Linked DNA regions of Mus musculus: all the other regions are linked to region 3. The links are chromatin loops, found by intact Hi-C in ENCODE. Cell type or tissue: heart. All regions are shown on one strand. Each heading gives the region's core, and the rest is flanking DNA. Links, peaks and the distances in the headings are about the cores only.

What was found. Peaks named below come from ENCODE experiments on the same cell type or tissue, not always from the same donor. Only the 100,000 strongest peaks of a DNase experiment are listed, where the experiment ranks them.
Region 1: a loop joins it to region 3, with 4 times the contacts of the local background. A loop is called at or near these places in 2 of 42 quality-filtered maps.
Region 2: a loop joins it to region 3, with 4 times the contacts of the local background. A loop is called at or near these places in 4 of 42 quality-filtered maps.

What each region holds. Positions count from the first base shown.
Region 1 is chr14:60,779,925-60,788,091 of GRCm38, reverse strand. Mipep (mitochondrial intermediate peptidase) reads right to left here and starts at 3,526. Exons shown (of 19, transcript NM_027436.3): 1 at 3,222-3,526; 2 at 624-797. The coding sequence starts at 3,404. Mipepos (a long non-coding RNA gene) reads left to right here and starts at 3,543. Exons shown (of 3, transcript XR_001781278.2): 1 at 3,543-3,619; 2 at 3,731-4,078. C1qtnf9 (C1q and tumor necrosis factor related protein 9) reads right to left here. Exons shown (of 4, transcript NM_183175.4): 4 at 7,223-8,167. The coding sequence ends at 8,068. In heart, for the core only: a CTCF peak has its summit at 3,572 (motif pointing left); a DNase peak (open chromatin) is centred at 3,491; H3K4me3 peaks cover 1,755 bases; H3K27ac peaks cover 910 bases.
Region 2 is chr14:61,169,703-61,177,869 of GRCm38, reverse strand. It overlaps Sacs (sacsin), which reads right to left. Exons shown (of 10, transcript NM_015788.2): 3 at 4,422-4,572. Among named protein-coding and RNA genes, the nearest start is that of Sacs, 35 kb to the right of the region's middle. In heart, for the core only: a CTCF peak has its summit at 4,381; DNase peaks (open chromatin) are centred at 5,029 and 6,089; H3K4me3 peaks cover 1,981 bases; H3K27ac peaks cover 1,395 bases.
Region 3 is chr14:60,248,224-60,256,390 of GRCm38, reverse strand. Nupl1 (nucleoporin like 1) reads left to right here and starts at 4,912. Exons shown (of 15, transcript NM_170591.2): 1 at 4,912-5,228. The coding sequence starts at 5,122. Gm38641 (a long non-coding RNA gene) reads right to left here and starts at 4,917. Exons shown (of 3, transcript XR_874661.1): 1 at 4,838-4,917. In heart, for the core only: a CTCF peak has its summit at 4,214 (motif pointing right); a DNase peak (open chromatin) is centred at 4,880; H3K4me3 peaks cover 2,283 bases; H3K27ac peaks cover 2,345 bases.

The DNA.
Region 1 (8,167 bases), core at 1,442-5,441, 530 kb before region 3:
CACTATTTTAGATTCTATGTGCCATTAATCACCTTTATTGATACAAGCAATCAAATTTGGGCCCATTTCTGGCAAGACGGCTCAGCAGGTAGGAGGTCTGGCTTGCAGGCCTGGTGACCTAAATTTCACCATCGATCCTACAAGGAGAGGCTCCTGAGAGTTCTCCCACGACCCCATGCCTGCACTCATACACACACATCATGGCATGCACTCTCTTGCACACACATACATGCATACACACACACACACCCCTATGGTTTGCATGCATCTACACACACATCCATGGCATTGACACTCCTGCACTCACACACATGGGATGCACACTCCTGCTCGATCTCTCTCGATCTCTCTCAATCTCTCTCTCTCTCTCACACACACACACACACACACACACACACACCCATGGCATGCATGTTCCTGCACCCTCACACACAGACACACACACAGAGACACACACACACACACACACACACACACGGCATGCATGTTCCTGCACCCTCACACACAGACACACACACACATACAGACACCACACATATACACACACACACACACACACACACACACACGGCATGCACGCTCCTGCACCCTTACACACCCTTGTTTTCCATTCTAAATCTCACCAAGTCAGCCACTCTGCACAGGCAATCCGAGAGTTCGTCAAAAATGAGGACTGTCTGTGGCCCTGGGGGTGTGGAACATGCTCGCTCTACCAGCCACTCCGTCTTCTTCAAGGCTTCCTCTTGGGCAACTTGGAATCCTTCAGGGGTGCTGAGCTCAGGAACTCCAAAAAGACCCTAAAAGTACAAAACAGCATGTCTAACCGATAGCCAGAAGCACAGTTTTGTCTGTCTGTTTCACTCCCTAGAACTACTTTTGTGCAAAGCCCTGATTTTGGCGACCACCCACATCTATGCTCATGGGAACAGTGTCACTATTTCTCTGTCATGCTACACAAAATAACCCTAAAATGTTTTGAAACTATATGTCTCCTTCAAGCTTTCCCTACTTTTCAAAAGTAAATGAATGGTGTGGGTTCAGCTGTCATCACCATGTCTCCGTGAGAAAAAGGCTGGGAAGACTAAATGAAGATTCAAAAGTTCAACAAAATTTCTAACAGTGCCCGGCACACAGACAGCACTTAACAGATGTTAATGACAGCTATAATTAGTTCACAACCTTGGTCACTTGATCATTCCTCCCGGGCTTCAGTTTTCTCATCAAGTATCTGAGGCTGGCAGTATACCTGTCAGCACAGAAACATACTAAAGCAGACAGTATGTATGAGTGCCTCACATACAGCGAGGTCTCCACACATAATACCAACCCACAATACCAATAACCCACAAGGAGACGTAACATACCAAACCCAGTCACTGGCTGAAACTAAGGAACTCCAGTATTTTAATAAAGAAAAATAAAATCACTAATCTAATGCGAATGACCATCTTTGAACAGCAGCTGGAGCACCAATCCTGGCGCCCTGAGAAAGCTGATGCTTAATATAACGCAGGCCAAAGTGTGCCATGTACTTTACACAGATTCTCTCAGCTAAATCACACAGTTCTAGAACCGGGAGTACATTCCCCTTTTACGGATATGGAAATACGCTTTAAAATTCTTTTTGTTTCCTGTGACTGAGTCTGGAACTTCAGATCTTCTCATCTATGCATCCCAAGTCCTAAAAGCCAGGCATATGGACATACAGGCACCTATACACACAAACAAACAAAAACATAATTAAAAACAACTTGGGAAGAAGGGCTGGAGAGATGGCCCAGTGGTTACTGCTCTTGCAGAGGACCGGGGTTCTATTCCCAGCATCTTATATGGTAGTTTACCACCTGTTTACAACTTCAGTTGCAGGGGATAGAACACCCTCTTTTCGCCTGCACGGACACTGCGCATGTGGTGAATTTACATATATTTGGGCAAAACACATAAAATAAAAAAATAAAAAAAGCTTGAAAGTCAAATGTTTGTGGCATGCAACTATAATCCCAGCAGTCCTCCTACATCAAGATAGAAACAAGAAAACAGCCCAGAAGCTCAAGAACCAAATAGGAGCAGGAACGATAACCTGAGTATTCAGTCCAATAGCAAAACCAAGAGAGACTCCACCTCCAAAAGGTTGAAGGTTACAGATCCGGAAAGGCTGTCCTCTGGCCTGCGCCTTCCAGACCTGCATGCATTCACACACACACACACACACACACACACACACACTAAACAATGGTTTAAAATACAGGTGAAATCAGTTCTATTTCATCCACCCAAAACCAAGCTTATCTTTCTGCTAAAAGGCACTTCCAACACCAACTCCACTAATACCAGCATCATCGACCTTTATGGGTTTTGGAGGAAAATTTATATAATAAGAAAGAACTTTCAAATAGACAAAGTTAAACACAGAGATATGCCATGAAGTACAATGAAGCTATATCCCAGACTTGTCTTTAGAAAGCTGCCCAACAGTGAAAAGATAAAAAAATAAAAAAACACTTTTAGAACCCACCTGGGGGTTCATATATCAGATGTTTATAATTCATAACAGTAGCACAATTAGTTGTGAAATAGCAACAAAATAATCTTATGGTTTGAGGTCACCGCATCGGGAGGAACTGTATTAAAGAGTCACAGCATTAGAAGGGTTGAAAAATCATTGTTTTAGGACAAAAATCTTTCCTCAGTCTTCCTGCCTTTTCCTCATTCATTATCAAGTGTCCAACACCACCAAGGGCAGAGTAGAAATAGCCAAGCAATTCTGATGACTTCGTAGGCTATGCAATAAACTACAAAGCACGACAGGAAATCTGATTTTTCTCAGTAGGGTTCTGTAGGTGCTTTCTGTTTTACCGCCGGTTCTTAAGCAACTCAGGCTAGTCTCAAAGTCAGTTCGGAGCCCAAAGGACTGTCTTTTGTACCCTCTTGCCTCTACCTATCAAGACTGTCTTACAAGAGCCACTATGCCTAGTTTAACAGGTTGTTTCAGAGCAGCCTGAAGTGGACAATTAAGGTGTGATGGAGTTTTCAAAGCAAGAGTGTCGTTACAAAGCCAAGGGCAAATGTGAACTCTGAAGCCAGAAGGAAAAGAATGGAGCTTGAGTAGAGGAAAGGCTGAGTTGCCGCTGGGTCAGCCGCTCCGGGGTGCGCTTATCCCGGCACAGTCCCTTTTCAGCCAGACGCGGAGCCCGCGCTGCCCAGACCCACGGCACGCTCACCCGGCGCTCCCCCAACAGGTTCCATAGGTGGCTCTGGGGCTTGACGTTGAAGGCGGCGCCCACCGGGGACCAGCTAGTACTGACGTCCCGGGCGCAGCTCCGGCCTGTGCGTCCCTGCAGAGCCGCCGCGGCTCCCCGGCCGCACAGCCGGCGGGCGTACCGTGCCCCGGCCGCCAGCAGCATCCTCCGGACCCCGGCTCTGCCAGGCTCGGGAAGCGCGCGCCCCGCGTTTCCAAGGCAGCAGCCCACGCCGCGGAACTCGCAGGGCAGACCCGGACTTGAGCACGCTAACAATCGTTAGGAAGAGCGTCGCCCTCCACGCCTTCTGAGCAGCTCCAGTTTCGTAGCGCCCTCGTGTGTCTGGAGGAAGAAACGTCCTGGATTTGAGTTTGACAGTGGTACTAGGGCACAGGGAGAAGGAAGTCGGGTCAGGCATTGGAACTTTTTACAGGTGCCAGGAATGAATGTGAGAACTCAAGATGCTTTCTTGATGCTTTCTTGATTCTCAGAGGAGACTCAATGGCGGCGCGTGAAAGGATCCAGAAGAAACCACAAGCAGTCGAAATCCAAGGCACCTGTCTTCTCCAAAAGTTGTTGAAGTCACTTCCATGTCTGCATGCCCACCAGCTATGGTTGTGTATAGCCATGTGAATTAACTATTGGAGAATTATCATCTATTTTGACTTTGGAAACTATTGATACGGTCTAAGGGTTTTGGAATGATATAGTCTAGGAGTCTTGGTCAGGTTTGTTGTTTCTGCCAGCCGAAGAATTAAAAGGCAGGAAAAATCTGAAGACCAGCATGGAGCAGCAGAGAAATCTTAAGCATCGTGGACAGAATTAGGAGTAGAAGGAAGGTGAGTGAGGTGTGTGTTTCCTGCAACAGGCACACAGAAAAAGACTCTCTGCAAAGGGGACTCAGAAAGCTGGAGAGAGAGAAAAAGAGGGAGAGAGAGAGAGAGAGACTCCTCTCAGGGGCTGGGTTTATTATTATTATTATTATTATTATTATTATTATTATTATTTTAAGCCTCTGCAGAGCCTTCTGCTCCTAATTTAGGGCTGGAGAGTTTGAAGAAATCTAGGGTGGTTGGTTGGCCCAGAACTGTTGTGTGACATGTCCTGACCCAGTCTTGACTTCATTGAGCAGGTCCATCAGCAATGGGGTCTGGTGGTGGGAGAGGAAAACGGTAGGTTGAGGAAGAAGCTGGGCATCTTGGAGATTCACCACCATCATCACCTAGCCATGGTCCCCCCCCCCCTTTCTCTCTGCCTGCCCACCAGGGAGTCGATCTAACTCCCAGTGTCTCATCACGATAGTCTAAAATCTAAATCAGTACAGACAGGACTAATGTGAAATGTCCTACTGCGAAAATGAAAGGAAGGCAGAGGCTGGGAGGGAGGGCATTGGGAAATTGTGGTCGAGTGCCCGGGAAAGTAGAAATGACAGTGCAGACTTGGGAAAGCTTGGGGAAGTCTTTCTACACCCCTAGCCTTCTCCAGAGGAAGGACAGCCACACCACCGTGGTTCAGGGTGTAGGGTCCTGCCGGAAGCAGAGCTTTCTTTTGAAGGTGCAGTCATCTCTCCTGCAGAAGGTGACGTGAGGGGTGGCAGTCATATCTGCTTTATAGACCTTGGTAGGGGAGAAATGAACATTTTGAAGGTTTTGTGTGTGTTTGACTGGTTTGCAGACAGGCTCTCACTCCGTGTTCCAGGCTGTAACTCACCATGTATCCCAGTCTGAGCTCAAACTGGCAGTCTTGCCTCAGCATCCTCCTGGGTGCTGGGATTCCAGGCAGGAGCCACCATGCCTAGAAGGAAGGGTTTCATTATGAGAAATTCGATTTTTCCTTGAGAGATTGTTCTGGGTAGAAGGGGGGGGGCAGTAGACAGAAAAGGGACTGTGGTATCCCAGCCTTTGGGAGGTGGGGTTGAGAGGACACAGAGAGAGAGGCGGGGGGGGGGGGGGGGGGGGAGGGAGGGAAAAAAAAAAAAAGGCGGGGGAGGGAAAAAGGCGGGGGAGGGAGGGAAAAAGGTGGGGGAGGGAGGGAGAGAGGCGGGGGAGGGAGGGAGAGAGGCGGGGGAGGGAGGGAGAGAGGCGGGGGAGGGAGGGAGAGAGGCGGGGGAGGGAGGGAGAGAGGCGGGGGAGGGAGGGAGAGAGGACACAGGAGTAGCTTAGAGTGGTGATAGCATGAGTTCCCCTCACAGTGGGGTGGATGGAAGCAGAGAGAGTTCAGTGCTGGTACTTAGTTTAGCACTTCCTGTGTTCCTTTCTCTCCAGTCTGGACCCCAGCCCCTGGAACAGTACCACTCTCTTTCAGGACAGGTCCATCTCTCTTTAACTGAACCTTTCTGGAAAAGCTCTCACAGTAATGACCAGAGGGGTGTCTCAAAGGCGCTTCTAATATTGGCCATGTTGACAGTGAAGATTAGCTAGCCATCACAGCCAGGGTTTGGAAACCACCTGTAAAAGCATGTTCATTCCAGTGAGCATCTGAGTTTCGGATACGTGTGGACAATTCACCATCACTGCCAGGTACCCAGGTGGGCCGGAAGAAAATCTGCCTGAAACACTCCCTAAGAGTCCCGCAGTGAGATCGCATAAGGAAGTACAGCGTTGTGGCAAGACTGACCATTTCAAATACTGGGGTTTTCCCTGCTGGGTTTCAGACTGGCTTGAAACTCCTGGGCCCTTTTTGCCTCTCCTGTCTCCCTTTAATGGGCATCTTATGTCTAACCTAACACTGTACTTTGAAAGCAAATAACTTGCCGGACTAAAGATTTCCATCTCGCTAGATTCTTCCCAGATGTCCCACACAACAGGTCCCTCTTGTTGCTGATTTAAATGACTTCAAGGATGATTTTTTTAGGCATAAATGATAATGCTGGAATTTTGTATGTTAGGGCAGGTCTGTTGACTGATAGGACATAGGAAGGACATCAACCTGGAGGCAAGTCTAGAGGACAGACTATTGTGGGTAGAATTGTGTCTCCCTATAAGACATTTTTAAAGTACCAAGCTCTGCTGGGCGGTGATGGCACACACCTTTAATCCCAGCACTCGGGAGGCAGAGGCAGGCAGATTTCTGAGTTTGAGGCCAGCCTGGTCTACAGAGTGAGTTCCAGGACAGCCAGGGCTATACAGAGAAACCCTGTCTCGAAAAAAAAAAAAAAAAAGTTAAGTAAAAGTACCAAGCTCTGATACCTGCAAATCAGACCTTATTTGGGGTAGTGTCTTTACAGATACAATCATATTGGGATGGATCTGAATCCAAAATGACTGGTGTACTCCTCATTAGAAGAGGAAAATTTGGGCATGTGCTGTTACAGAAGGAAACCAATGCAGAGCTACAGGCAGAGACACTGAAGTGACGCACTTCAAACCAAGGGACTCCAGGGGCTACTAGAAGCTGTGTCAAGGAAGAACCTTCCTTCAGGGACTTAGTCTCAGTCTTGCTGACATGGGGACCTTGCACTTCTGCTTCCAGAGCCATGACAGGATGCATTCTGACGTTTTAAGCCATCCACCTTGATTATGGAAGTCCGAGAAAGTTATTATAGATTCAGCCCAACTATTCATTGAACTGTGTAGCATAGACACACATGTTAGAAAATAAAGTATCTGAAGCCTCCTGGGGTGTCTCACTGACATCAGCTTAAAGCTGCTCATCATGAAATGGAATAAATATTTGTTCCTGGTGTTGAAAATGGAACTCACGCGTGCTCTACAAACGCCATGCCTGCTCAGCTGTAACCCCAGCTCATTGACCATTGCATTCCCTAACAGCAGACATAATACAGCCCTTAGAGCAAGACCGTGGCATCAGCACTCTTCCCACCACCCACGCATGCAAAGGATGTCCTGGGTAAGGGAAAGGTGATATGTGAAATACATCGTAACAAGCAGGCTGAGGACAGCTCCATGGCAGAGCTTCTTGCCTAGCACGCACAAACCCTGGGTTCCGTTTCCAGCATGAAAAATTAATCACAACAGACAGGATCACTGCTTATTCTTTTACTCTTTAACAAGTGACACACATGCAACTGTGGCAGTGCATTGTGATGAAAGTACCCCTTGCATTACTGGGGTGGTTTGAATGCGGAGAGAGAGGATGGTGCCCCCTAGGCTCATATGTTTGAATGTTCCAGTTAGTGAAACTGTTTGGGAAGGACTAGGCGTGGCCTTGTTAGAGGAGACATGTCACTGAGAGAGGCCCTTGAGGCTTCAAAAGCCCATGACAGATCTAGTCTCTCCTCTCTTCCTCCCCACCCCGTCTCCTTTCCTTTCCCCTCCCCCACCCCATTTAATGGTGTTTGTTTGTTGTTATCTGGGTGAATTGGGAACACTTGGACTCAGTGTAAGACTCTGTTAAAGATGTCTATGAAGCATCCCTCATCCCTTTCTCCGTGTGTTGTTTTTTTGTACTGCTCAATAAAAGAGAGAGCAAAACCCTTTGTTGGGGACAAGGACAGATTCACAAGACAGTCTTCAAGCAGATTCGGATTCAGACTCATACAGCAAACAGATGGGGGTGGTGCGGGGTGTAGTGGGGAACACAGGATTCACGAACTAGAGAATTCAAATCTGGACTCAGTCTTTGTTCAGTGACATGGAGGGGAAGCCTTCAGGGGACACTGATACATTGCTGGTGGCTCTTAGTGTTCATTCATGTGTTCAAATGACGGCATCTGTAGGACTAACTTCCCAGGTATACATTGTAGGATGGATGCGATAATCTGAGGAATGGATGCAGTCACATCCCACCCTCCCCAAGCGAGTTCTGTAGGCACCACGTTCACCAGCAGAGAGAGCCCTCTGTGAGGCCCACGTGCAGAGTCCTTGTGTCAAGAGCTGCTGAACAGCAGGAAGCCCGTGAACGTGGTATCGTCATCCTCGTCTGCAAATAAGCCATTGAACCTCTCTCCTCCTGTCACCTGCATCCAC
Region 2 (8,167 bases), core at 2,398-6,397, 920 kb before region 3:
AGCACCCTCATCTTTATTTCACACTTCAACCAATAGTGTCACCACCTACAGGCACCTCAGAGGACCATCTCTCCAACCAATAGTGTCACCACCTACAGGCACCTCAGAGGACCATCTCTCCAACCAATAGTGTCACCACCTACAGGCACCTCAGGGGACCATCTCTCCAACCAATAGTGTCACCACCTACAGGCACCTCAGGGGACCATCTCTCCAACCAATAGTGTCACCACCTACAGGCACCTCAGGGGACCATCTCTCCAACCAATAGTGTCACCACCTACAGGCACCTCAGGGGACCAACTCTCCAACCAATAGTGTCACCACCTACAGGCACCTCAGGGGACCATCTCTCCCCAGAGCGCCTCTGCAGCTACTTCTAGCCCAAGTGCATACCCTCCAGTCTCTCCAGCCTAACCTGCGTTTCTCCACTCCCAGCATCAGCTGCTCCGCGGCTCCCGGGCTTTAATAACCAGCTCCCACTTGGTCTCCTTACTTTCTGTATGTCCTTGGTTATACAGCAGGGTCACATCATACACCTGCCGGCCCTGAGAACTATCCTGTGAAAACTAGTGCATGCCTTACACGAGTGCTCAAAGAAACGTAGGTGGGAATACTGACTGCCACTAACAAAACAACAACAATGACAACAACAAGCAAAACAAAAGCCAACTTAGAAATAAACCAAATGTTGTGATATATTTGCATGGCAAAATATCACACAACAATGAATACTGACCAGCCAAGCTATATACACTTTAGATGGATACTAATAAAGAAATATTGGGTGAAAAAAAGCTCCCCAGCTTATTACCTAAAGAAAGATAAGCTCCTTATAACAGGCATAACCAACAAAAGTAAATGGAACATTGTCTGGGTTATATACTTAGGTTACACATACGTATTAAATGCAAACAAGAAGATATCCATTACGTCATCATGGGTGATCATTCCACTGGTCAATTAACCATCTAATTACAAAGGAAGTAATACATAAACCAGGGCTCATTAGTCCAATTTGGGATCACTAAGGTGTGCTGGGAGAAAAAAATGGCAGAAAATACAAAAGAAGGAAACCTATGACGTTTTCAGGTTTTAAAGAGAATCAACTACAAGAAACTAATACCTAAAATAAGTGTATTAACTGAGGTCAAACACTTAACAATCTGGTAGACTATAATCTCTGTTGCTATCTATCACAGGGCAGTGAGATGCCTAAAAAGCAAGCTGGCTGTAAGACATCCTCAGCAGCACTAGCTCTTATGGAGTGTGCCAAGATTTGGGGGTTTGTATAGGCTCTCTTCCCTTCTCTTCTGGATACTGCAACCAAGGAAAGAAAATGCACCTATTCCCCCCAGATGCAATGTACCTTCTATTCAAAGTGCCCGTCTCAATGTTTTGAAAACGAGTATCAAATCATTAGAAGCTTCGTCTCGCCAGCCAGCCTCATTCTCCCTTACAAACCTCGGAGATAGGCATTTCAATTACTACCAAACAGTGACTCTATTAAACAGTATGATAATATAACTGTTCAGCAGATCACCCAACACCTCTTTTTTTTTTTAAAAAATATCAATGACACAGGGAGATGCTCAAGAGTCAAAATCTGGGGGGTCGGGGAGGGACATGACACACTTGTGATGAATTAAAAGAGAAAAGCTAAATCTCCATCTACTATCTATTATCATCTGCCTCTCACACTAAACTATTCAGAATTTAATAATGTCAATCTAGAAAGTCCTAAGCAGCAGGGACTGAGAGGTAAAGAGGGGAAAGTCCGCCTGAGAAGAGAATGCCGACACCCTGTTTCTTCAGAGCATTAAATGAGGTGGTAGGTGAAGAGGCCACAGAGCACAGCGGCTGAAGCTCAGCAGGGTGTGGAGATCATAGAACAGGGCCCAGGAGCTCAGTGATGCTCTTCCCACACACTCCCCAGATACAGAAAGGGAGAACTGCTAAGCATCAGCCACGACCTATCTCTAGCCCTGACCTCTCTTTCTGAATCCATCTGCAGTTGTGAGCTGACTTTCAGTCCTTACAGTCACAGACCTTAGCAGTGACCAGACTTTCAAATGGGAAAGCAATTCTGACACATGAATTTGGCCCCAGTTACATGTACATGGTGGTGGCAAGCAGGATCTGGGTCACCCACTTCTCCGTTATATGCATTTTCCTAATTCCTTCTGTGTCTCACCATCAGCTGAACCACATCTAAAAGCAAACTGACTGCCACACTTGTTCCAGAATGAGCTGCCTCTGTCATCTGCTAAGAAACCCTTGCTCTCCTGGTCTGGTTCCAGGCTTGCAAACATGCCTATAAAGCCTTCTGCCTTAGTTTACTTCCTCGCTCCTTCCTTTAGGTCCATGTGGCACCAACTGCCACAATTCTGTCCTTTACAAAGTGCCCTGTATATCCCTTCATTTGCTTATTTGTAGTTTGTGGTGTTGGTGTTGGTGCTGTTGTTGTTGGTGGTGGTGGTGTGTGTGTGTGTGGTATGTGTGGTGTGTGTGTGGTGTGTGGTATGTGTGTGCATGCATGGTGTGTATGTATGGTATGTTTGTAGTATGTGTGGTATGTGTTTGTATGTATATGTGTGTGTTGTGTCTGATATGTGTGTGTGGTGTGTGTATGTGTGTGTGGTGTGTGTATGTGTGTGGTGTCTGTGCATGTGTGGTGTGTATGTATGGTATGTGTGTAGTGTGTGTGGATTGTGTATATGTATATGTGTGTTGTATCTGATATGCGTGCATATGTGTGGTGTGTGCATGGTATGTGTATGTGTATATCTGGTGTGTGTATGTGTGTGGTTATGTGTGTGTGTTATGTATGTATGTATATGTGTGGTGTATGTGTGTATTGTGTCTGATATGTGTGTGTGGTTGTGTGGTTGTGTGTGTGTGTGGTGTGCATACTGTGTTATGGGTATATGATGAGGGCACACCTGTGAAGGTCAGAGAACAAGTCTTAGAGAAGGCTTTCTCCTTCCACTGTCACGTGGGCTCCAGCATTAAGTTCAATTGCCAGGCTGGCACAGCACTGAGCCTTCTCACGTCCCCATGCTTTCAATTTCACCTTCACAGCCATAGTCTCATGACCTCAGACCAGATCAGTGATGGGCCTGGATCTCTTTCACCTCCCAACCACCCAATCCAAACAATATGACCACTTCAACCACCCCAAATCTGAGTCCTGCACAGGCACCTGTAAGAAACTATTCCAGTGTCAAGAGCTACAACTGAGTCATGTTACCATATGCATTTAGGGAACACGACAACAAAGTAGACCCAGGAGTAAAGTGGGAATAGACACAGAAGAGCAAACCCATAAAGGCGGGTAAGAATGAAGGTGTCACAGACAAAGAAAGCAATAACAGTGTGTTCCTCTGCAGGTCTGCCTCAACTCCTGGGGCAAGCCAATGTCTTCGAGTCAGCAAACACCCCTGGGGAATATGATAAGAAATGACCCGTCTGTAGAGGTGCCTGAGAGCAGGTCACCAGAGATCTGTCTAATGTGCAGGAAACCAGAAAAGCTACCCAGTGGATAAAAAGCCAGGACCACCCTGGAGGGCTCTGAATTAAGCAGTATGGAAACCCAACTAGAAACGCCATCCATGACACTCAAGTAACTCCTGTGATTTTATTTGACTTTTTAAGGCCTGGAAACGATGATGTTTATCACATAAGAAAGGAAAGATACTAAAATTAGAGAACAGGATCATTCCCAATAAAGCTTAAGCTTCCCTTTCAAGAAAACTGTAGCGTCTGCCCCATCATTTAAGAATACAATTGAACATGTAAAAATGTTCTCATTTTCCTAAGTATTGGTAGACTAAGCCGTTCATTAGCACTTCAGAAGTTTCAGGTTTTCTCCTCAAAATAACATTTTGGGGATTAAGTTATGTCTGAAGACCCTTTTCAGTTGTAAATTTCTGTGATTCAAAGAAATTAGTGTAGAGAATTTGCTTAGCACATGCAAAGCCATAGGTCTCAGTCCCAGGACCACAAAGAGAGTGGGAAGGGCTCCAGAATTGGCTATTTTAAAAACACCATTCTTGTTAAACTTAGAAACTGAAAAATATAAATGATGGTCCCGTTCTATCAATGGTGATGTCTGTGAATTTTAAAAACTCCCTGGTTCACAATGCCCATCAAAATACGTGTCTTCGTTTTAGGCAGTTAAGATTCACAAATGTGGAAATTGTAAGTGCAAAAGAAAAAAAAAGTCAAAAAACAAAACAAAACAAAAACAAACCAAAACCTACAACCCACAACCACGCTCCAGCCATTCTGCTCCAACTCTTTACAAAGCTCTATTGACTCATCTGAGCATCAGTCTTCCGTGACAGACAGGAGCCGGTGAATTTCCTGCCGCCAGTAGGCGACTGCGCCCATCTAAGAAGGCAGGCCTGGCGCTGACCTACCTCCCTGTCTCCGCGCCACAGTCGCTGCTCCGCCACCGGAAAGCTGGTCTCAGCGAAGATGCGCTCCTTGAGGTCCCGCCCGGTAGCGGTCGCCGGCACCGCCACGGTCCTGCAGCCCACGCAGCCGCGGAGCACGGTCACGCGGACCCACCTGCGACAGGCAAAGGGACGGACGGTCAGCTGGGTTCGCGCGCGGCCGGGCGGCACCACCCTCCCGCCCGGGGTCTCGTCACCTGTCCCCCATGGCGGGCTCCCCAGGCCTCCTCCTCACGCCCAGCCCTGCCGCTCCGAGAGGTCCGCCACTGGCCCTGAGGCGGGGATCCTCATGGCAGAGGCCTGTACCGCCGCAGCGCTCTGCCGCAGCCCGCAGAAGGGCAGAGGAAGGCGCCGCTGCGGAGGAGGAGCGAGCCCTAGCGCGCCGCGCGCTCGGGGCTGCAAAGGGCCATGTAGGCGTCGCCCGCAGGCATGCGCAGCCCTGGGACCGTTATCTGCGGAGCAGCCCTTCCGCGTAGCCACGCCTTCTTAGACGCGCCCTAAGGGCCGCTACTGTTCTTGGAGGAGCCTCAGGCCCCGCCTCGGCTCCGCCCCTCTCGTGGATGGCAAAGGACGGACCCGCCCCCTTCTTAGGCCACGCCTTCCTCTGACACACCCCGCACACTGCGGTTGTTCTGAGGAGACTCACGTCCCGCCTCGACCCCGCCCCGTTCCCCCGTGCAGCTAAGGACCGCCCTGCGCCGGTCTCCAAGCCACGCCCCTCCCAGGAGCGCCCTTCGATTGCAAGGATGCTTGGGACCGGCTTTTGCCACCCCTTCTCTCCCAGTCTATTCACTAAGGAGCAGCTCCAGTGGCTCTCTCCAGGCCACACCTCTCCCGAGCCCTCCACTCAGAAGTGACTGCTGAAGAGCAGCCTGGCCCTAACCTAACCCAACTATACTAAGCAGCCGCACAACCCCACATGCTACACCCAGGTACCTCCTTCCACTTAACTTCTCACAGATCCTGATGAAAATAGAAAAACCAAACCCCTCATCTATTACAGCCACGCAAAAGCTACTTGGTGTAATAGTAAACGCCTGATTGTTATTTGAAATATTCTCATGTACTAAAAACTCCATTTTAGAGTTAACCCTTTTAAAATGATATTAATTACCACTTCTCTTGGCTCCCTTCCATATAGTCAGGATTCATCATTAGGAGTAAAAACTACCCCGAGAGCTCCTTAGAAGACCATAATGTTAGTCAAGCTTTCCTTTCGCTGTTGGAACGGGTCAGTTTCATCAATTAGAGAAAAATACTGAAACTCAGTATAACGATCCTGCCTAGAAACCCCGATAGACAAATACTTGATTTTTAAATTAGATAAGCCTATACAAGTGAATGCATTGGGATATCAACAAATAGGAAAAAATATTGATTTTGTCTATCAAGTGAGATTCCCCCCATTCCAAGCCCCTCCCAAACACCATGCCTAGCACCTGTAATGTGACATGTACCACCCAGACCCCAAGACAAATCTTCAGGTTAAATGTCTTCAGAGTTCAGAATGCATCCCTCTTCCTCTGTCTTCCTATAAGATCTTTCTCTGGGCACCAAGCAGGATGTTGTAACAATAGAACCTAGGCATGGAGTGGAAGCCCTGACAGGAAGGACTGACCTCAGCCATCAGGCATGCCACAAGAGAAGCAGAGTCAGCCCACAAGGAGGCTGATCAGAGGCAGCTTTGAACCTCTAGAGCAGAATGCCTTTGGGATACATCACACAATGTCATTACTCATGGGAAATGCAGATCAGAACTCAGGAGAGATGCCAGAGCTAGTGGCATCCTAGGCCGAGGAGTCACTAGCTTCTTCAGATAATAGTCATAAAATCTACTGAAGCTACTGTATCCCAACTGGATACACCCCTGAATGACAAGGACACCCAAAGAGTGAGACAACGTATCCTAAGCAACTGTTTGGGTAGGCCTGGTTGCAATTTTACCAGCTAGAGTTCTGGACATGTACTTGCTGGTGGTTGCACAATATCATGACTGTGATGCCATGGAACTGCACGATTCAAAAGGACTCTGAAGGTAAATCTTATCCTATGTGTACCACCGTATTAAAATATGTTCTCCATTTTGTTTGCTGAGACAAAGCACAAGGCGGTTCTGAAGTGTCAGGATTTTTCTGCCTCTGCCTCCTTAAGTGCTAGGATAGGCTACATGGTCATGTATTCAGCTGTTTTTCCCCTTTCTTGTTCAATATTTTTAGGTAGCACAGAAACTCTAAAGAAGTTGATAAGAACAGCTGTCAAGGTTTGGAGCCAGAGACATGAAAGGCAGGCAGCAGGGCAGTGACCACATGTCATATCACAATGATACATTTCCTGTTACATATTGACTGGCAGGCAGCAATAAGATTCAAAAGACTGCAAAGGTAAACTTGAACAGCTAGCAGATGACTAGGACAAAGTAGCAAAATAGCAACAGGATAGTCATTAGTCTATCAGTGTGTGTGTTGGGGGGGGGGGAGTTGGTCTACTTTTTGTATGCACAAGGGACTTATTATTTTTGTTTGTTTGTTTGAGACAGAGTCTCACCATGTATCCCTGGCTGGCCTAGAATTCACTACATAAACCTAGATGGCTTTGAATTCATAGAGACCCCTTTGCCTCTTCCCCCTGAGTACTGGCATTAAAGGTATGTGCCACCACACCTTGCAAAGATAAATGGCATGACTATTTTGACAGAAGCCATCAATAAATAGATGAGTCCAGAGAACTAGGAATCCGGGGCTGGGAAGATGGGTCAGTGGGTAAAATGCTTGCCATGTATTCGAGAATCTGAATTAAGATTCCCCACCCTTGCATATAAAAAGCTGAGCCTGGTGTCTGTAATTGGGAAGGAGTGGAACTAGACAGATCTCTGAGGTTACCGGCCAGCCAGTCTAGCCAATAAGTGGTCTCCATGTTCAGTGCAGAGACCTTTTCTCAAAATATATGAAGAAATAAAGGATGAAAACAAGCCACATAAGCTTGCAGCCTCTACACTCACCTATGCACACACATGGACATGGGCAATGCATATTCTACTGAGGGGCACTCCATCTTTAGTGAAGATCTTTATGAATCTGAAGGGAAAAGTGATTTTCACAAGTTGAAAATCGCGCAGCTTGGAAACAATAAAGGCAGGCCTGGCTCCACCCTGCAAGCTCCTCCCAGGCAGGAGAGATGGCACTAGTGGGGATCATGGAAATATGCATTGTAACAAGCAATAAAAGTAAATAAAGCTGCTGATTTTATGCTTACATTACAAAGAAGGGAGAGAAACAATAAGCAAGTAGATGAGGGATAGACGATCCCTCCCTGTAAAGTCAGGTAGCAGGACACACCATTTAAAGGCCATCCACAATGAAGGAAGTGTTCCACCCTCAGAGCAAATGTTAATTAGAGGCTTGAAGAAAATGAAGTGGAGCTTACATAGCTCCATGCATTGAAGAAAGGGACCCGGAGTCAACATATATGACATCTGCTTTCACATTCACATTGTAAGAAACAGGAAGAAGAGATGAGAAAGGAAGAAAGGAAGAAAGAGAAAGAAAGAAAGAAAGAAAGAAAGAAAGAAAGAAAGAAAGAAAGAAAGAAAGAAAGAAAGAAAGGATAAAGTGAGGGGATATGAGGAAGTACAGAAGGAGGGAGAAGGAGGAGGAGGAAGGAAAGATAAAGGAAGAGGAAGGGAAGAGAAAAGGAAAAGAGGATAAGGAGGG
Region 3 (8,167 bases), core at 1,889-5,888:
GCTTCTCCCTGCTTACTCCAGGATTTCTACACATGGAGAATAAAAGGACCCAGCCAGTCTGTTAGAAACACTTGCATTTCGGTTTAAGAAGGGATTCTACTAACACTTGGATTTATTCCAAAGAAATAAGGCAGTGTAGTTTTCAGTGTAGTTTTTGGAACAATTCTCCATCTCCTCTGGATTTTGTGATTGAGGTGCATTCATTCCGTATTAGTGTAGGCACTCATTGAAACTAGCTCTGTGTAGGCTGGAGAGGTGGTGACTTAGCAGTTAAAAAAACTTGCTGTACAAAAGAACAAGAAGCAGAATTCAGATTCCAGCATCTACATCAAAGACAGATGTGGTCCTGTGCATACTGGTAAGCCTAGAGCTAAGAGCAGAATGACGACAGGATTGCCTAGGGTTTGCTAACTACCAGCTTCAAGTTCAGTGAGAAATCTTGCCTCAAAAGAATCAGCTAAGAGTGATAAAAGAGATCAAATGATGCCTGCCTCTGGCCTCTGTGCATGCAACACCGACACACACACACACACACACACACACACATACACACACACACCACATACACCTCATATACATAAATTCTTCTCTCTCTCTCTCTCTCTCTCTCTCTCTCTCTCTCTCTCTCTCGTGTGTGTGTGTGTGTGTGTGTGTGTGTATGATCCTATAGAGGGATATTCCTTAATAAAATAACATATTATTACATGAACAAAATGCTACCTACGACACAGCAAGTTCAATGTGACCAGCAAATAGTTTGTAATTGTTGCAAATAGAGCCATGTGTGATTTATTTATTTATTTATTTATTTTTAGTTCCTCTGACACTATTTAGAAGCATTTTCTTTCCATGGGATGTCTGGTAAAATTTGGAGCCAATACAACTGACAACTAGTAGGTCTAGGCCAGCCGCAATGTGCCAGAAAACCCACAGAAAAAAATCCTCCTGCCCTAGATGGCAGGGGTGAAAAGGTCGAGAAGCCCTGCTCCATGTTGTCCAAGACTTGTGAACGAAGCAGTTTCACATTTGTAATTAGAAAGTGGTACTTTTAGGATTGGTAAGATGACTCATGAGTCAACCCAAGTTCAATCCTTAGAACCTCTACAGATGTCCTGTGGCACAGTTGTACACACACACACACACACACACACACACACACACACACACACACACACACACACACAGCTCTGAAAAGATGAGAATACAGAAAGGCAAATTACACTGTATAATACACCTCAAGACTCTGACAGTAAAACTTTTTATGTCATTTTGCTTTAAACTATTGTCTTGTCTGTTCATTGCTTGTTTCTTGACAGTTAACATTTTCTCTTTTCCAAATTTTCTGACAGTAATACTGATATTAGCTAATGTCTACTATGATTATCAGGTGACAGGAAGGACACTGAGTATCTTATCAGTGTTATGGGGAAAGTACTGTTACTTCTCTCATTTCAAAGATGACAAAAATGAAATAGGATGAAGTTGTCTGATATTACAGAGTGGATAATGTTAAGAGTCATGGCATTAAGCCAGACAGTCTGACTCCAGAGTCTGCATTCTTATTAACCATTCTATATTGACTTGCTTTTCAAAATCCATATTGAAGTTCCATTTACTGTAATATGAGAAGCTTGAAAATCACTCTGCTTAAAAGAAAACCTCAAGTAATAGAAAATATAAGATCAATTCTATGAAGAATTAAATAGCTGGCAAGACAGTGAGATCTTATAGCTAGAAATATGGTGGAATGTATGCATCTACAGAGGTGAGCAAGATACTGATATTGATGCTGCAGGAAGACCATGCCATGCCAATCAGATGAGTTTACTATCTGTTTTGATACCCTCTTAGATGCCCAACTAAAAGTCCAAGTGCAGGGTTCACTTTAGGTGAGAATCCAATGGAAGCCCCAACTACATAACACCCTAGACAGAAACTCCTCCAATCCAGTGCCCCCAGAGAAGGATCCACCTTGACAATGAGAACAGAAAGAGCAGAGCTTGTGTTGGAAACATTAAAACCATGAAAATGCCACTAGGCAGATTTATATTCTGGATTCATTTGAATTATCTAATCCAAGAACATTCAAGAGGTAAATGGTGTTTAATTGGGCCGGGGCTAGTGGTGCCTCAAGACTTTAAAGTAGCAAGCACCAAGTCCTTGCTGGTGCAATATGCCTCTGTAATGAACCTCAAATAATTCTGATAATCTTCCAAGGAAAATTAAATTAAGGGCTGGAGAGATGGCTCAGCAGTTAAGAGCACTGACTACTCTTCTAGAGGTCCTGAGTTCAATTCCCAGCAACCATATGGTGGTTTACAACCATCTGAAATAGGGTCCGATACCCTCTTCTGGTGTGTCTGAAGACAGCTACAGTGTACTCACATACATAAAATAAAAATAAATGTTAAAAAAAGAAAGAAAATTAAATTCAAATCAGTAAAGAAGCACATAAGGAACTGTTTTTGAAGTGGTGGGAGGAATAAGAGATTGTATATTCATCAGGCTTAGCTTACTAAAAACATTATGCAGATCAGTATAAGGACATAGAAGACAATAGAAACATTAGCAATGTCATGGCAAAGAGTGCTTAGATGATCCTTTGGAGGAGGCTTGGTTGCTTACACTAGACTAGGTTTTGTGTGACCTTTTCCTGGGGAGATATGAACAAACACCTACTCACTCCAGATAGGGAGTGACAAAGGACACATCCCACCGATATCTCGTTTGGGCAACCAACAAATTCACCGGGCTTACTTACAGGAGTGGGTTAGGAGTACAAAACAGCTGCATATGAAATCTTATCTCAGCATGGAGGGGGCTTCTCCAGAAGTGTATAGATGGAGTCCCCTCTTCAGTTAACTTTCCACACTCTGTAAATTGTAGCACCTCTCAACACCACATGCTGCTGGGGCAGAATTACATACAATTGGGAAGCATTAACAGAGGCAAGGGACTTTTTAAGTCTAGTCTTAAACTTTATGTATCCACTAGCATGCAATATATTATAATACCATTGATCAAAAATTCCAGGTTTTTTGTCTCTGTGGGATATGGGTCAACTATCACTGTTGTATAGCTAAACTTTGCCATAAATCATACATGAATATATGATAATTTGAATGTATCTTCTGAAGCTTTCTTTCTTTCTTTCTTTCTTTCTTTTTTTTTTTGCACAAGCTTTTATTAGAGTCAGGTTGAGATTTTTCAGTAATTTTTGAATTTTAAAGTCACAGATTTACAGAATTACTGAAAGTATTCCATATGCCCACAGTTTTTCTGGTCATAGACATATATTAGTCTCTACTATATTTTAAAATAATCATCCTTTCTCACTGACCTTATGAGTCCTCAGAGCCAGACATGTAGCTCTTGCTAATTTTATGTTGGTATTTTCAAGTTTTGGAGCCTTTCAATAAAAATCTGGGTTCCTCTTAGGTTTTTTGTTTTTGTTTTTTTTTTTCCAGTTAAAAGGAAAGTTTACTGGGACATTCATGCCACTACTGCACCAATAAAGATATCTTGCCAGGTTACTCCTTATTGTAGTTTGCATGGCTCATGGCTGACATGACATCATGTGCCAAACACACCTTTTGACGTCATCTAACTTTTGTGACCTGCCAAAGGGAAATGGCGAGGAACAGAGTTTTCATCACTATGAGTATTTGGGGGAGAGGACAGGGCTCTACAATGAATCTGGAGGGTGTTCCGGTTCAGCCAACTGCAGGTAGCAATGCTCAAGGTCAACACAAAACAAGTGCTGAATTGTGGGGGAGCTGTGAGAAAAGAAGTGCCAAGGATTTGTCATATAAAGGGCACTGAGGGCCAGACTCAGAGACCGTTGGGCTTTTGTTCGAATCACTACCATGGGGAGGATTGTGCTTTAGCATAAATCTGAGGGGTCTGATGATGGGATCAATTTCATCGAACAAAACTTGGCAGCTGGTCAACGCACTTGCAGGAATAGTATGCCAATTCCTGCCAGAGAATTAAAGAACCATGATATGATGGCAGTGTCCCCAGACCACCGCTAAGAAGCATTTCTTGGTGCCCACGTTGCTCCGGGTGCCCGTACATTCTAATTTACATCCCTCTGGGTTTTTTTTTTTTTTCAGATTTATTTATTTTATGTATGAGTGCACTGTAGCTGTCTTCAGACACACCAGAAGAGGACATCAGATCCCTTTACAGATGGTTGTGAGCCACCATGTGGTTGCTAGGAAATTGAACTCAGGATCTCTGGAAGAGCAGTCGGTGCTGAGCCAGCTCTCCAGCCAGATCGCTCATCCCTGTCCTTACACTTTCCAATTCGCAGTTCCTCTCGTAAATACCCCAAGTTATGGGAAAGCCACATAGCCAGGAAGCAGTCTTCAGGGAAGGTCCCCAAGAACGGCACCCATCCCATTCACCGTCCACTAGGATTTGGGGCACAGTGTCCTGACCTCAGACTCGGAGGCAGAGGAGCCTGGCAGTGTCACGCCGCCCCGCTGAACCCTCCGTGCAGGAAGCACAAGCGTGCAGTACCATGGGGTGCTGACCGGAAGCGTGTGCGACTTAAAACCCGTACATTTCTGGACCCTCAAAAGGTAGACACCCTCTTTTTTTCTCGGGTGCAGCGACACCCAAATGAAACTCAGACGTCCCCTTGGAGGAATGTGAGGTGACGACCAAGGTCTTCTCCAACTCTAGAACTCTACGCATGGCTTTTGACAGGAGGCCGGACCGAAGCCGCACTCCAGGGCCTTCATTCAGGAAGTAAAGCACGAAATCCCGCGAGACTCTCCGGGCACTTCAGGGGCTTAGCGCTTTAAGCGAGTAGGCGGGGCGCCCACCTTACCTCATCCGCCCGGCCTCACACGAGTACCGCTTCCACTCCGATCCCAGGGTTCCCTGCGCGGCGGGCGCGCTTCTAGTGCGTTCGGCGCGCGGGCGGTGTCGCGCATGCGTTCGCCTGTGGCTCCGCCCACTCCGCCCTCGCCTTGCCGCACCGCCGCTTGGGGTTGTTTCCCACCCGGTACCCGCTGGGCACCAGCTATGTGGCACGTCCCTCTTCGGCAGTGAAGGGACAGAAGCGTCCTAGGCCTCTCCACCCTAGCTGACGCCTTCGCGCCAAGGGCCGCCATGGCCACGGGGTTCTCCTTCGGGTCTGGGACCCTCGGCTCCACCACTGTGGCCCCCGGCGGGACCGGAGCGGGCAGCGGCTTCTCCTTCGGGACCGTCGCGTCTAGGTAATGGTGCCGCCTAGCAGGGGACCCTGGTGCTTCCCCGCGGAGGTCTGCACATCGAGGCCTGCCTTCAGGCTGCTAGGCTTCCCTACGAGCCGCGCAGTGGGCTGTGGACCCCTGCCGCCGAGGCTCTGCAGTCCCCGGTCGCGCCGCGACGACGCGGAGTGGGCCCGACTGCGGGAAGCGGCCTGGAGTCGCGGCTACGCCTACGCGACCCCTCGGGTTCAGGGATAGAATGAGTGTTGAATGAATGACAGCTTGTTGCTGGCTTTTAGGAACAGAAAAATAGGTAGGATGTAAGTTAAAAAAAATATCCCCGGGTGGTTTAGATTTCGGTTTTGAACGTTACGATGCATTGGATTTATGATTTTTTGTTTGTTTCAAGCCTTTGTGCCACAGGACCCCCTTCTGTCTTTTTAACATTTTTATGGCATGTATTGTATCATAGTTATTTTGTGCCCTATACAGATTAGCATAGCATCGCAAAGCATTTTGTGTTATAACCATCCACCACATGATCTTTTCCGTTCACTGCAAGCTTAAGTGGTATATTCTTCAGTTTGTGTAATAGATTCCGGTAGTGACAGATGAGTAGCTAGGGATTCCAAAAAGCTATTTCACTGAAAGCATTAATCACTCAGACTCGGCCTTTGGTAAAGAGTTGATCAAATGAGGAAATGTGTACTCGAAGGACAGGTATCTCCCGAGGCATAACAAGACCTATAGGCTTAATGTCTCAAAGAAAGCTCGCTCTCTCTCTCTCTCTCTCTCTCTCTCTCTCTCTCTTAACAGCCCCCGTTAGATACAGCAAATCCAAAATAACAGTACAATCAGACTGCCCCAGTTAAGTCCCATTTTTGCATATGCTTTCTTAATCTTCACTACCTATGTTGTCGAGACACAGGCGACGGTGTGCTCTGCTGTCTCTTTTAACTTTCACCTTGTTTTCTTGTGTCATCGATTAACTGGCTTTAGGTTTGTCGTTTTTAATGGTGTATCTTACTTAGTTCTTTTTTTTTTAAAGATTTTAATTATTTTTATTTAATGTGTGTGGGTGTTCTGCTTGCATCTGTGCATCATGGCTGTGCATTGCCCTTAAATACCAGAAGAGTCCGTCAGACACCCCCCCCCCCCAACCACCACCACTACCACACCACACCACACTGGAGTTAAGGCCCACTGTGAGCTACCAAGTTTTAAATTTAAAATGGAGGGATAGTTTGGGAAGTGGTGGTGCACGCCTTTAATCCCAACACTCTGGAAGCAGAGGCAGGCAGATTTCTGAGTTCCAAGCCAGCCTGGTCTACAAAGTGAGTTCCAGGACAGTCAGGGCTACACAGAGAAACCCTGTCTCGAAAAACAAAACAAGACAAAATATATAAATAGTATATATATTATATAAATATATATCATATATTTTATATATATAAAATGAAATAAAGTACTTTTAGTTTTAAGTCATGGGAGACTAACACAACAGAGTACTCCTGCCTTTACTCATCATTTGTAACTGCATTCTAGTTCTTTAAGAAGCTCCTTTGTCACTGTGACACTCTGCTTACTAGACATCGTCTGCTACTTGCCTTCCTATTGAAAGTATTCGTTTTAAGTGTTTAAATTGCAGCTTTCCCCTCTTGGGTTCCTAGGGTGTGCAGAAGACTGAATGACTCTTCTGGCTGACTGTGGGGTTGATAGTTCCTGGACCTAAGCAGCATGATATTCTGACCAGGACTGTGGTTGTCTTAATTTTAGCTAGCAATTGGTTGTTTTTTTAAATCGGAGCTATCTCTCCATCACCTTGCAGGTGGTTGGTGTGCTTGCCCATGCTCGCTTGAGTGCACGCGCTCTCTCGCTTGCTCTCTCTCTCATCTCTCTCTCTCTCTCTCTCTCTCTCTCTCTCTCTCTCTCGTGTGTGTGTGTGTGTGTGTGTGTGTGTGTGTGTGCGCGCGCGCCTGTGTATTTGGTAGACAAGCCTTCATCCCTGAGCCATGCCCAGCCTCTTTTTCAATGTTTTAAAACAAGTATTATGCTGCATTGAATGAAGGTCTTACAAGGTGGAAGTGCTGTCCTGTGGAACTGTACCCCATTGTTCCTTTCTACGTTTATTTCATGGCAGACTCAGAAGTCCAAGTTGACCTAGAACTCACTTGAAGCTTGGGTAGGCCTTGATTTGACAATCCCACTACTTAAGTAGCATATATTACAGACCTGTGCCACCAATTCTAGATGCCTTTTTCTTTTTTAATTTGAGACTGTCTCATTAAGTTGTCCAGGCAAACTTGAAATTTGTAATTTCCTGAATAACTGGGATTATAGGCATGCCACCGTACTTGTTGTGATTTTGGCTTTCAGAAGAAACAGAATTGGAAGTAATAAATACGTAACATGAGAAGTAAGAGTTCCCATTGTGTTTTATGTTCTATTAATTTTCCTATGTGATTTTTGAGGTATCAAATTCTTGAAACTTGTTGGTTATTTTTATAATCTTTCCCCCTATAGGTAGCAAACTTTGACCTCTAATGGTTGAGATGAACAGCTTTTTTTTTTTTTTTTGGTTGTTCGAGACAGGGTTTCTCTGTGTAGCCCTGGCTGTTCTGGAACTCACTTTGTAGACCAGGCTGGCCTCAAACTCAGAAATCCACCTGCCTCTGCTTCCCTAGTGCTGGGATTAAAGACGCCACAACTGCCCGGCTCCAGCTGTCCTTTATTTAGGTTTCCAGAAGCTATGTAAAGAGTTTCTTCTGTAAACATACAGTCTATTTTTTTTTTAAAAGATTTATTTATATTATATGTAAGTACACTGTAGCTGTCTTCAGAAACGCCAGAAGAGGGCGTCAGATCTCATTACAGATGGTTGTGAGCCACCATGTGGTTGCTGGGATTTGAACTCAGGACTTTTGGAAGAACAGTCAGTGCTCTTAACTGCTGAGCCATTCTCTAGC